2 separate regions of the Homo sapiens genome follow, and region 1 is linked to region 2. The links are chromatin contacts, found by Hi-C in ENCODE. All regions are on one chromosome and are shown on one strand. The core of a region is the stretch at or near the end of the contact, and the rest is flanking DNA. Distances in the headings are between cores, read along the strand shown. Region 1 holds the start of IFT172 (intraflagellar transport 172). Region 2 holds the start of ABHD1 (abhydrolase domain containing 1).

Evidence for each region. A loop is a pair of places that touch in the nucleus more often than their neighbours do. Pooled maps may share reads with other maps.
Region 1: a pooled map shows a loop between it and region 2 (4-fold over the local background). The contact joins the promoter of IFT172 here to the promoter of ABHD1 in region 2. A Hi-C loop is called at or near these places in 3 of 168 maps with a recorded cell type or tissue (CD8-positive, alpha-beta T cell, ascending aorta and naive thymus-derived CD4-positive, alpha-beta T cell), 2 of 37 single-sample maps with no recorded cell type and 12 of 50 pooled maps.

Annotation. Positions count from the first base shown.
Region 1 is chr2:27,485,038-27,491,001 of GRCh38, reverse strand. IFT172 (intraflagellar transport 172) reads left to right here and starts at 1,259. Exons shown (of 48, transcript NM_015662.3): 1 at 1,259-1,387; 2 at 5,499-5,642; 3 at 5,872-5,964. The coding sequence starts at 1,349.
Region 2 is chr2:27,120,729-27,126,803 of GRCh38, reverse strand. It overlaps ABHD1 (abhydrolase domain containing 1), which reads right to left and starts at 2,989. Exons shown (of 9, transcript NM_032604.4): 1 at 2,742-2,989. The coding sequence starts at 2,855. RefSeq lists silencers at 2,905-3,044, 3,065-3,144.

The DNA of each region.
Region 1 (5,964 bases), core at 10-2,509, 370 kb before region 2:
TTAGAAGATAGGCCAAAAATTCTGAACGGGACTCCAAAGATCAACAAGTCAGTCTCTTTTCTACTTAACCAATCTCTAACCCCAGGTATCACAAGACAACCTATCGGGTGAGCCAAGTCAGGTCTGCCCTCAAAACTGAACCACAGGCCGAGAACGGTGGCTCACGCCTGTAATCCCAGCATTTTGGGAGGCCAAGGCGGGCAAATCACCTGAGGTCGGGAGTTTGAGACCAGCCTGACCAACATGGAGAAACCCTGTCTCTACTAAAAATACAAAATTGGTCGGGCGTGGTGGCACATGCCTGTAATCCCAGCTACTTGGGAGGCTGAGGCAGGAGAATCTCTTGAACCCGGGAGGCAGAGGTTGCAGTGAGCCAAGATCGCGCCATTGCAGTCCAGCCTGGGCAACAAGAGTGAAACTCTGTCTCAAAACAACAACAACAACAAACTGAACCATAAAAACATTCCAATGTAAACAGCAGTCTTTAACCCACCATTACCCAATTAGGAAGTAGGGTACCTTACGTTTCTTTGGCAGCTAGTTCCAAAACACTCATCTTCCAGATTCTGAGAATAAATGTCATTTATTGGGATGGGAATGTGACAGGTTATAGTATCGTGGCATGGAGAGAGCGAGCTAGGAGTTGAGAAGGAACATAAAAGCTGTTTAAAGCTACTAACTCTGGGTTGAACTCCAGTTCCAAGTCCTTCGCTGGCTGTGTTAGTTTGAGCAAGTGCCCTGAGTCTCCTGTTATGTAAAATGAGACTAATAATAACGCTATCCCCTTCAAAAGGTGGTTTTGGGATTAAATGATATAAATGCACGTACAATACTTTACACAGTACCTGGCAGACACATACTGAGTATTCATCGTTAGCTATCGTTATTAGCCTTGCGATCCCGTGCAAATCATGTAACCTATTTGGGTACAATTCCGTCAACTGCAGAAGGCCTATCATGGAAACCGCCCTGCTTCCCTCCAGAGTTGTGAGGATTAAGAGAGTGCACTCAGAAAGTCAGGTACATCGAAGAGCGAGACGGACCGCTATGACGTAGGACCTGGGGCTGGCTGAAGGCTTGTGGGCGGGGCTTGGTCTTGAGTTTGCATGCGGCGACGGGATTGGTCAAGGAGAACATTCATGAAGCCCTCTCAAGGGCCCGCCCTAGATCTCACCGCGCTTGCGCACGTTCTGTTTGCTTCGCCGCAAAGTTACGTGTGACCTTGCGACGCGTGTTGCGCTCCGGTCGCATAAGCGTCAGTGCCTGTCGCTGCGGCTGCGTGGCGGGTTGTCCAGGTAACCACGGGAGTTGTCGCTGTCTAGGAGCATCTGAAAGACAGGTGTGCGTCATGCACTTGAAGCACCTGAGGACCCTGCTGAGCCCTCAGGTGAGGAATTGCGTGCCAGTCCCTCCCCCTTATGCTTTATGTTCCAAGAAAAGTGGGGGAACTGAAGTTTAATGATGTTGACCTCCTACTGTGTGCAGAAGGCTGTAAGGGATATAGCGATGATCTGGATCTTGGCCTGTCGATACAGCGTCCAGGAGGCGAGATGCAGGGCTAAGGACTTGTAGCTTTCCTTACATTTCATTCACATCAGTTGTGTACAGGCCCCATGCTGGGGTTCGTAGGAATCCCAAACCACCCGACTTATGTCCCTCCCTTCAGGAGGCTCGTATTAGAGGGTGAGGTGCACATGTAAGCAGCGAGTATGCATGTGCCCATAATTAAATAAGCGCCTTAGGTGCAAGCCCTGAAGGGGGAGTGCAAAGACCGAACCGTGTATTCTGATTCAGGAGAGGCTGGGCACTAGGGGAGGAGCCCTGAAACATGGTGAAGAAAGGGTGGGCTTTGGAGTTAGCACACCAGAATTTAAGTCCTAGCTCCACCACTACTTTCTTATTTTCTTTTTAAAATTTCTTACCTTGTCCTTATTTCAGGTCAACCACTACTTTATTTAACTATTTGAGACAGAGTTTTGCTCTGTTGCCCAGGCTGGAGTGCAGTGGCTCGATCTCACTGCAACCTCCGCCTCCCGGGTTCAAGGGATTTTCCTGCCATAGCCTCCCAAGTAGCTGGGATTACAGACGTGCGCTAGCACGCCCGGGTAATTTTTTGTTTCTTTGTTTGTTTTTGTTTTTGTTTTTTGTAGAGACGAGGTTTCCCCATGTTGCCCAGACTGGCCACCAGTACTTTAAACAAATGACCTGATATCTCTAACTTTAGCCTTTATTATACAATGTCTCGGAGCACTCACCAACTTCTTCATTTGAAAAAACATGAGTACTAATAGCAACTTTAGGGGACTTGGGGAAGAGTTATATAGAGTAATATACACAAAAGAGCATTGTAAACTGAAAAGCAGTGTGAAAAATTGATAGACAAGAGGAAAGGACATTCAAAATTCAAAGGACAGAATAATACAAAGCTAATAAGAATAAGATGTCTGGCCAGGCCCAGTGGCTCACACCTGTAATCCCAGCAATTTGGGAGGCCAAGGTGGGAGGATCACTTGAGCCCAAGATTCCAAGACCTCTACAAAAAAATTTTGACCAGGTGCGGTGGCTCACACCTGTAATCCCTGTACTTTGGGAGGCCGAGGCGGGCGGATCACCTGAGGTCAGGAGTTCAAGTCCAGCCTGGCCAACATGGTGAAACCCCATCTCTACTAAAAATGCAAAAATTAGCCGGGCGTGGCAGCAGCCGCCTGTAATCCCAGCTACTCAGGAGGCTGAGGAAGGAGAATCGCTTGAACCCGGGAGGTGGAGGTTGCAGTGAGCCGAGATCGTGCCACTGCACTCCAGCCTGGGGGACAAGAGTGAGACTTTGTCCAAAAAAAAAAAATTTTTTTTAAATAGCCTCGTGTGGTGGCAAGCACCTGTAGGCCCAGCTGCTGGGGTCACTGAAGTGGGAGGATCTCCTGAGCCCAGGAGGTCGAGGCTGCAGTGAGACGTGATCACACCACTGCACTCCAGCCTGGGTGACAGAGTGAGGCTGTGTCTTAAAAATAAATAAGATGTTCCATAACTGAGTGTGTAATATGTACTGGGGTACCTTAATAAAGAAATTGGGATTATGGTTTATGGATTTACACATACATGGATTTAATCATGGTTCTAGGCCAGGCGCAGTGGTTCATGCCTGTAAACCAAGCTCTTTGGGAGGCCGAGGCAGGCAGATCACCCGAGGTCAGGGGTTCGACACCATCCTGGCCAACGTGGTGAAACTACTAAAAATACAAAAATTAGCTAGATGTGGTGGCGCATGCCTGTAATCCCAGCTACTCGGGAGGCTGAGGCAGGAGAATCGCTTGAACTCAGGAGGCAGAGTTGCAGTGAGTCAAGATCGCACCACTGCACTCCAGCCTGGGTGACAGAGCGAGACTCTGCCTCAAAAAATAAATTAATTAAATAAATAAATCATGGTCCTACCACTTACAAACTGTATATGTGAACTTGGGCAAATTACTTAATCTTTTTGGGCTTCCATTCATCTATCTGTAAAAGGGGGATAATAATAGCATCTACCTCAGTGTTATGAGGTAAAATGAGATTATGCTTGTCAAGCACTTATCAAAATGCCTATTCTATGGTAAGTACTTGTTAAAGGCAAGCTCTTATTATTTTATTCCCTACCTCACTTAATAAAAAAATCTAGTGAGGTACATATTGTAGAGAAAGGAGAATTAATTGATTATGGAAATCAGGAAGGCTTCACAGAGGGTGTGGCATTTGGACAATAGGAGGAAATGAGAACACAGGCCGGGCGTGGTGGCTCACGCCTGTAATCCCAGCACTTCAGGAGGCCAAGGTGAGTGGATCACTTGAGGTCAGGAGTTCAAGACCAGCCTGGGCAATACGGTGAAACCATGTCTCTACCAAAAATATAAAAAAATTAGCCAGGCATGGTAGCACACGCCTATAGCCTCAGCTACTTGGGAGGCTGAGGCAGGAGAATCGCTTGAGCCCAAGAAACAGAGGTTGCAGTGAACTGAGATTGTGACACTGCACTCCAGTCTGGGGGACAGAGTGAGACTCCGTCAAAAAAAAAAAAAGAAGGAAATTAGAACAAAGATAGTTGTGCTCTCTCCTCAGTTGGAGAAAAAAATAAAAAGACAGAGATTTGTGCTCATTGCTCAGCAAGCTGTCCATTGAATCTGTACTTTAAAAATTTCTCCGCCCTAATGGAAAAATTGGAAATGAAATCCTCCTTCAGTCTCTCAAAATAAGATGATGTCATGATGCAGGTAGGGCTGAATGCCCAGAATTGGGCAAAGCGATAAAGCAGGAGGATCAGCAAAGATTGATGAGGAGCCCTCAGGCCTTCTAACCTAATATAATGAAGAGTTAGAGGATCATAGTGATGGTGGTGTGGCTATTTTCTGGTTTGAGGATTTGCAGGAAAATAGACTTTTTACTTCTGACTTTGGAGATAGGTGAGTTTGGAGTGTAAAGTGTCAATGTTTGAAGCCAGAACTCTAGTGTCCAAATAATTAAACAATTGGGGCAGAAGAAAAGCAGAATAAAATGTTTTGTTTTCAAGGAAGGAAACCCTTAGTAGCAGAGCTAGTCCCTTAGGACCAGAGCTAGTGTTGGAAGGGTCAGATCTGGTCAGAATAATTCACCTGGAGATAACTTCTAACTTGGGTTTCTCTGAAGTGGGTAGTTAAGAAGAAAAGAAAGTGGGATTATTCGTCCTGAGTCTCAACTCGTACTCGCCCATCCTGAACTCTCACTGTCTCTCCCTTTCCTTTCAAATAAGCCCAAACTCCTTTGCCTGGCTTCAAAGACTTCCTGAGCTGGCCTGTTTTTCCTGCCTTACCCCGTCTATTCTACTATTTATAAGGTATAATAGTTTCAAATAAACTAAATTACTGTTTCTTGTCCAGAATTTGCCTTTGCTCATTGCCATTCCTCCCATCTCAGATAACTTCCTACTCAACTGCATTCATTCTTCAAAGCTTAATTTTGATAATTTAAGCATAAAATTCTCTCAGGCTTCTCCAAACTATTGTAGTACTTTATACATACTTTAATAGGACTTTTCTATTTTGCACCATCTTATTAGACGTGGAGGCAGGATCTATGGTTTGCTTTTTGTCTCTCTCTCAGCCCCTGGCCAAGTGCCTTGATCAATAAGGTGCTAAAAAAATATTAATTGAATGAATGGCTAATGACCAAAACTTACCAGACTAATTGAATTTATTTCAGTAGCAGACCTGGAAACGAGGAGGCCGTTGCAGGGATTCATTGATACAGTTGACTTAGCACCCTGCCTCTTAGTGCATTTGCATATGAGTCTCTAGAAGCCTGTTGTTCTCACAGTCCAGGATCTGAAGGCCTTGGAGACCAGCATGGGCCACAGGCATCTCTTTGTTTTGAGGATAGAACCGTGACAGGAAGAAAATTGACCAGTATTACACTAGAATTAATGAAGCTAGAAATGCTTTTGGCATTCTAGACCAGCACATGGGTTTGTTTTTACCCCTTTGCCTCTACAGGATGGAGCTGCAAAGGTGACCTGCATGGCTTGGTCCCAGAACAATGCCAAATTTGCTGTCTGCACAGTGGACCGAGTGGTCTTGCTGTATGATGAACATGGAGAACGGAGAGATAAATTCTCCACCAAACCAGCTGACATGAAGGTAAACAGTGTATTCATGTGTACCTTATTTAACCTATTGATGGGGTCTCACAACTTGAAAGACGTAGTCTGCCTTCTAGCCATCAGCATAGGAAATGGCATACCCCACCTTTTTCTCAGTATAAATCCTCAAGCTCCCTTAGGAGCACACATATGCCTTTTTTTCTCTTTTCTCTTTCATGTGTACTCATTACTTCTTTTTCTTTCTTTTTTTTTTTTTAAACTCTTAGTATGGCAGGAAGAGCTATATGGTGAAGGGCATGGCTTTTTCTCCTGATTCCACTAAAATTGCCATAGGACAGACTGACAACATCATCTATGTC
Region 2 (6,075 bases), core at 1,740-4,239:
ACCGGGGACCTTATCTTCTCTTACTTGTGGGGCCCCTGCTGTTAGATTGTGCTCTAAAGGAAGAACAGCCCTAATGTGAATCGATTTTTTTCTTCCTTCATGCCAGCTAGGGGGAAGGTGACAAGGATGAAATAACAGGGACAGATGAGGTCAGTGGGCACTAAGCCCTGACTTTCAGCTTCTCTGCTGTGTTCTGGACAGACATCAAGTGAATGAGAGAGCCTAGCCACGTGGAAGGCATGTGAAGGAGGAGTATGCCATAGGTTCAAGAATAGAAACTGCATATCCGCAGTGGGCCCTAAGGAACATGAGGACCAGATTTCTATCTCCAGTACAGTTCCTATAGTCTACAGGGGCAAATGGTAGAGATGCCAAGTCGATAGTGCAACTGTTGGGAGATGTGACTTTGGACCCTAGTCCTTAAGCCCTGGAATTACGACAGCTGTCAGTCGTGTGAAGGCACTGGGCTAAGCCCAAACTTATGAGATATTTTATAAGTGAAGAAGTTATGACTGACAGAGATTAAGTGGTTTGTCCAGTTACACAGCAAGCAAGAGGCAAAACAAAATTATTAACTATGACATTACCACCAGTACTTGTAGGTAAGATTTGTTGAGTTCTCATTAAGCTCCAGGCATTCTGCTAAGCACTTCACACAAATTTTGTCTTGTGATTTTCATAACAGTTCCATGAAATAGGTTCTGTGATCCCCCTATGTGAACGGATTTGAATGCTGAATAACTTGTCAAGGGCCAGAAGCTTGCCAGAGCTAGTTAGTGGCAGAGCAGGAGATTCAAACCCAGGTCTGTCTGACTCTAGAGCCTGCGCTGTCTAGTCACTGTCGGGTATTGCCTCCTAATTGCCAAGATTTTGAGTTGCTATCCTTTTTTTTTTTTTTTTTTTGAGACGGAGTTTTGCTCTGACACCCAGGCTGGAGTGCAGTGGTGCCATCTCAGCTCACCGCAACCTCCGCCTCCTGGGTTCAAGCGATTCTCCTGCCTCAGCCTCCTGAGTGGCTGGGATGACAGGCTTGCGTCACCACACCCAACTAATTTTTGTATTTTTAGTAGAGATAGGGGTTTCACCATGTTGGCCAGGCGGGTCTCGAACTCCTGACATCAAGTGATTCGCCCGCCTCAGCCTCCCAAAATGCTGGGATTACAGGCATGAGCCACTGTGCTCGGCTGAGTTACTATCAGTTTATTAATTCCTTGGTCAAACGGCCCAGTAGTGTGGAACAAGACTTATAAATTTGTTCACAGGTTTGATTTATGTGGGTTAATTTGATTTTAACTCAAGAAAATGTTTCTTGACTCCCTCCTGAGAATGAATTAGTATTACAATATGGCACTGGTTGCTATGCTTAAATCAGTATAGATCCATTACAGTGCTGGCCAATCCAAACACCGTATCTAGAGGGCCTCCAGAATGGCACTTTTCCTGCATTTTAACCAGTATTCGTTAGCTTATAAAGGGTTTAGTCTATAAAGCAGCAGGGGCCCAGATTTCTGTGCAGCTAGTTGCAAGTAAAGGAAAGTGTTTCCTTAGGGGCAGTTTTGTTCTGAAGTGACCTTCCAAATCTGATGTATAAAGTGAGGCCTACAGAGTATTGTGAGGCTTGGAGTTTTTAACTGTTTTATTAAGGAAGACTTTTTTTTTTTTTTTTGAGACGGAGTTTCACTCTTGTTGCTCAGGCTGGAGTGCAATGGCACGAGGCTCATTGCAACCTCCGCCTCCCAGGTTCAAGTGATTCTCCTGCCTCAGGCTCCCGAGTAGCTGGGATTATAGGCATGTGCCACCATGCCTGGCTAATTTTTGTATTTTTAGTAGAGATGGGGTTTCTTCATGTTGGTCAGGCTGCTCTCGAACTCCCGACCTCAGGCGATCCTCCCGCCTCTGCCTCCCAAAGTGTTGGGATTACAGGCGTGAGCCACCACACCCGGCCCTAAGGAAGACATTTAGTAAACAATATATGCTAATGTAGAAAGCTCTGAAAATATGGAAAAGTCTAGGTAACACTAAAGTCTCCTATAGACCTTTTTAAAGGACTCGAACCAGTAGGTGTCTTGTTAGACTCAGCTACCTAGAACAGAGTTTAATGAAGATGAAGAGATTTGGCTTTTCCTGGATATGTAAATTATGTATATATCTAAATTTCAGTGAGAAAAGTCTCCAAATTCATCAAAATCAACCTCTTCAAACTTTCTCATCACACTCACTATATGGAGAGCCTGGAACATAAAACGGCTGAATGAGCAAGGACAGTTGGGGTCATCCATCAGTTCTGAGCTAGGCCAGTTCTGACCTCAGCCAGCCCTTAAGGGAAGGGAGGTCCTACTAAGCTATTTGGGGGGTGGGTGGTATTGGGAGTTAGCCATGACCCACAGACCTCTGGTTCCTTCCTTCAGTGCAGCTGAAAGACTCAGCTAAACCACCTAAAAAGGAACGCAAAGTGTGCACATCTCTGATACCTCAGGATGCCTTCCACCCCACCTTTCCCCAAATGCTTGTCCACATTATAGGGAGCAGCACCCTCCGGTACCCAAAAGGCCCAGCTGGCATGGGGATCACATGGGATGCAGAGGCACTAGAGAGGCAGAGCCGACTCTCCATTCGGTGGTAGCAAATTTCACCTGTGGGGAAGCCCAACCATCCCAGTTCCCACCAAGGGCCCAAGCCCGTGTCTGGAAGCTGCCCCCTACACCCAAACCCGCTGGCCAGAGCGGTGGACCCGCACCCACCTGAAGCACACATGCCCAGTAGTAGCCCAAGTAGAGGGCAACGGCAAGAGCCAAGAGCAGAGAGAAGGTGTCTGCCCAGGTGCCATTCTGGGGGCTCAGGAAGGAGCTCAGCATCTTGTGTTGGGGGCTTCCGACCCTCAGGCTCCTGGCTGGCCCCAGTTGGCCGGCTGTAACTCGCGGTCCCACCCGCCGCCCGCCATAGGCGGCCTGTGCAGGTCCGGTCCCCGCTGCAGGCAGTTTGCGCTGCTGGCCCCGCCCACCGCCGGTGCCCCGGGATGGGCGGCGAGAGGCGGCGCTAGTTGGTCGCGGGGCTGGGTGGCTGGTCGCCTAGTGCCTCGCGCGGATCTAACCCGAGTGACCTGCGAATGGCCTCCCGCCCTCCCCTGCCTTCTTCCCCTCCGCGGTTCTTGGCTGTGCAGCCCGAGACAAGCGGCCTCCCCCAGCTGCCATCTTGGTGCGGGGCATCTCCAGCTCCCTTAAACTCTTCCCCGGCGACGCCCCGAGTCCAGCAGCCTGGCCAGAGTCCCTTAGGCGCTCGCAGTCAGTCACGCACAGGACACAGCTACTCCTGCAGTGACATTCTGCTCTGTCACACACTACAGCCATTCACAGTGACCCTCACCAGTCACTGTCCGACTGTGACACCCCACACTGTCACAAAGCTTTCAGCTGCTCAGTGGTGGCATTGCAACACATGCACCTTCCTGCAGTGTCACTCTGCATTGTCTCATACAGTCCCTGCCACACAGTCCTCGTACAGTAGATAATTTGCTCACCACCCGCCCTGTACCAGGCACTTGATACAGACCCCCCATGTTACTGTCCGTGTCTTCATTGAAATATAGGAGGTCGTCTACTAAGAGTAGTGGCTTTCAACCTTGACTGCAGATCGGAATCATCTAGGATTTTTAAAACTACCAGTGCCCAGGCCCTACCCCCGATACAGTTAGTCTGGAGAGGAGCCTAGGTATCAATACACCGTAAAGCTTCTAGGAGGTCCACAAGTCATCAGGGCTTAACATGGTCCACACAAGAGAAGTACCAGCTGCCATGGGAGCACTGCGGAGGTGCCCGGACTTCACGCGAGGGTGTTCTAGCAGAGGGGGCAGCAAAGGCAAAAGCCTGGAGGTGAAGGATGTCTTAAGGGAACAAAGAAAGTTGGTGTGGCTGGAGCATGTGGGTGGTCAAGGACCACATAATTGCTGCAGTTTATCCTAGGGTCAGAGGAAAGCCATCCAGGGGTTTTAAGAAGGGAAGGGTGACATGAGTTATGTTTTAGGAGAATCATTCAGTTGCTTGGAGAATAGATTGGAGGAGGAGGAAAGTAGAAGCAGAGAGGCCACTGGGAGGCTGCTAACAGAACGCCAGGCTCAAAAGATGCCCGGACTGGAGGATACCCAGGAGAGGAGTGAAGATCTTCAAGATCAGTGGCAGAATTGATAGGACCTGGTAGTAGATTGGAGGCAGGGGAAGAAGGAGGAACATGGATGACCTCCAGGTTTCTGACTGCACAGATATAAAGTGTCCATCCCTGGGACAGGGAAACAGAGGAGAGGAAGGTTTGAAGAGGAAGATGATGCATTTAGACACAGACATGTAGAAGTTGGGGTGCTGGTAGGTGTTTTAACTGTGTTTCCTTAGGTTCTGTATTTGTCTATTTGGCATCCATAAATCACAGGGCCAACCTAATGGCCAAGGTTGTTTACATCTCCCCTACAATCCAGAGCTCACACTCTGAGCACTTCCTTTCTCTAACTTTCACATTCCAAGCCAGTATCTCCCCTGCCCTAAATCAACCCAGGACCAGGTAACCAGGACCTGTCCCTGTGCCCCAGAGCACTCTGGAATTATTCAAACTAGCCAGTCCCAAACTGCTTCTCCTGCCTTACTGGGAGAAGTAAACCCCAATAAAGGCCTGTACCTTCCCTTCGCTTCTTTCTGCCTCCTGAGTGACACTGGCACTTCCCCCTGTGACCGTGCCTTTTGTTTCTAGGGGAACTGCAAATAACATTAAGCTTTTCTTTCAATAGCAGTGACCTCTTCATGTCCTCACTCAGCCACCTTTATAAATTAAAACTCAGGCACAAATTAGTAGGATATTCAATGCCTGAAGTGGCCTGGGGCTTAGAGATTGGAGGTGGAGAATTGGCAATCATCAGCATTTAGGTGGTGTATTAGTTGGCAGTTTGCTGTAAGAAAGCACTACAAACTGGGTGTCTTAAACCAGGGGTCCCCAACCCCCTGGGCTGCAAATTGGTACTGGTCCATGACCTGGTAGGAACCAGGTGGCATAGCAGAAGGTGAGCAGGATGAGCAAGCATTACTGCCTGAGATCAGCAGTGGAATTAGATTCTCATAGGAGCGCAAACCCTATGTGAACTGCACACAAGAAGGATCTAGGTTGCGTGCTCCTTATTAGAATCTAATGCCTGTTGATCTGAGGTGGAAGTTTCATCCCAAAACCATCACCCTCACCCCCAACCCTTCTGATCTGTGGAAAGATTGTCTTCTCTGAGGCTGGGCACGTGGCTCACGCCTGTAACGCCCAATGCTTTGAGAGTTCAAGGCAGGCGGATCACCTGAGGTCAGGAGTTCGAGACCAGGCTGGCCAACATGGTGAAACCTCGTCCCTACTAAAAAAATACAAAAAAAGAAAAAAAAAAGAAAAAAAAAAAAAGATTGTCTTCTCTGAAACTGGTCCCTGGTGCCAAAAAGGTTGGGGACTGTCTTAAACAACAGAGATTTATTGTCTCACACTTCTGGAGACTAGAAGTCAAGACTGAAATATCAGTAGGGTGGGTTCATTCTGGGAACCGTGAGGAATAATCTATTCCATGCCTCTCCCCTGGCTTCTGGCATTTTGCTGGAAATCTTTGGCACTCCCTGACTGGTAGAAGCATCACCCTGATCTCTGTCTTCATCTTCACAAACATCTTAGTGAGTTTGTGCTGCTATAACAAAATCCCACAGACTGAGTAATTTACAAACAACAGAAATTTATTCCTCACAGTTCTGGAGACTGGGAAGTCCAAGATCCAGGCACTGGCAGGTTCGGTGTCTGTGAAGGTCCATTCCTCAGAGATGGTGCGTCTGGGTTTCCTCATGTGATGGAAGGGACAGAAAGGCAAGAGAGCAAGAGGGGTGAACTCTCTCAGAAACCTCTTTCATAAGGTCATTAATCCCTTCATGAGGGGAGAGCCCTCATGGTTTCATCATGTCCCAAAAGGCCCTACTCCTTTTTGGTTTTTTTCAGAGGCAGGATGTCGCTCTGTCACCAAGGTTGGAGTGCAGTGGCAGGATCACAGCTCACTGTAACCTCAAATTCCTGGACTCA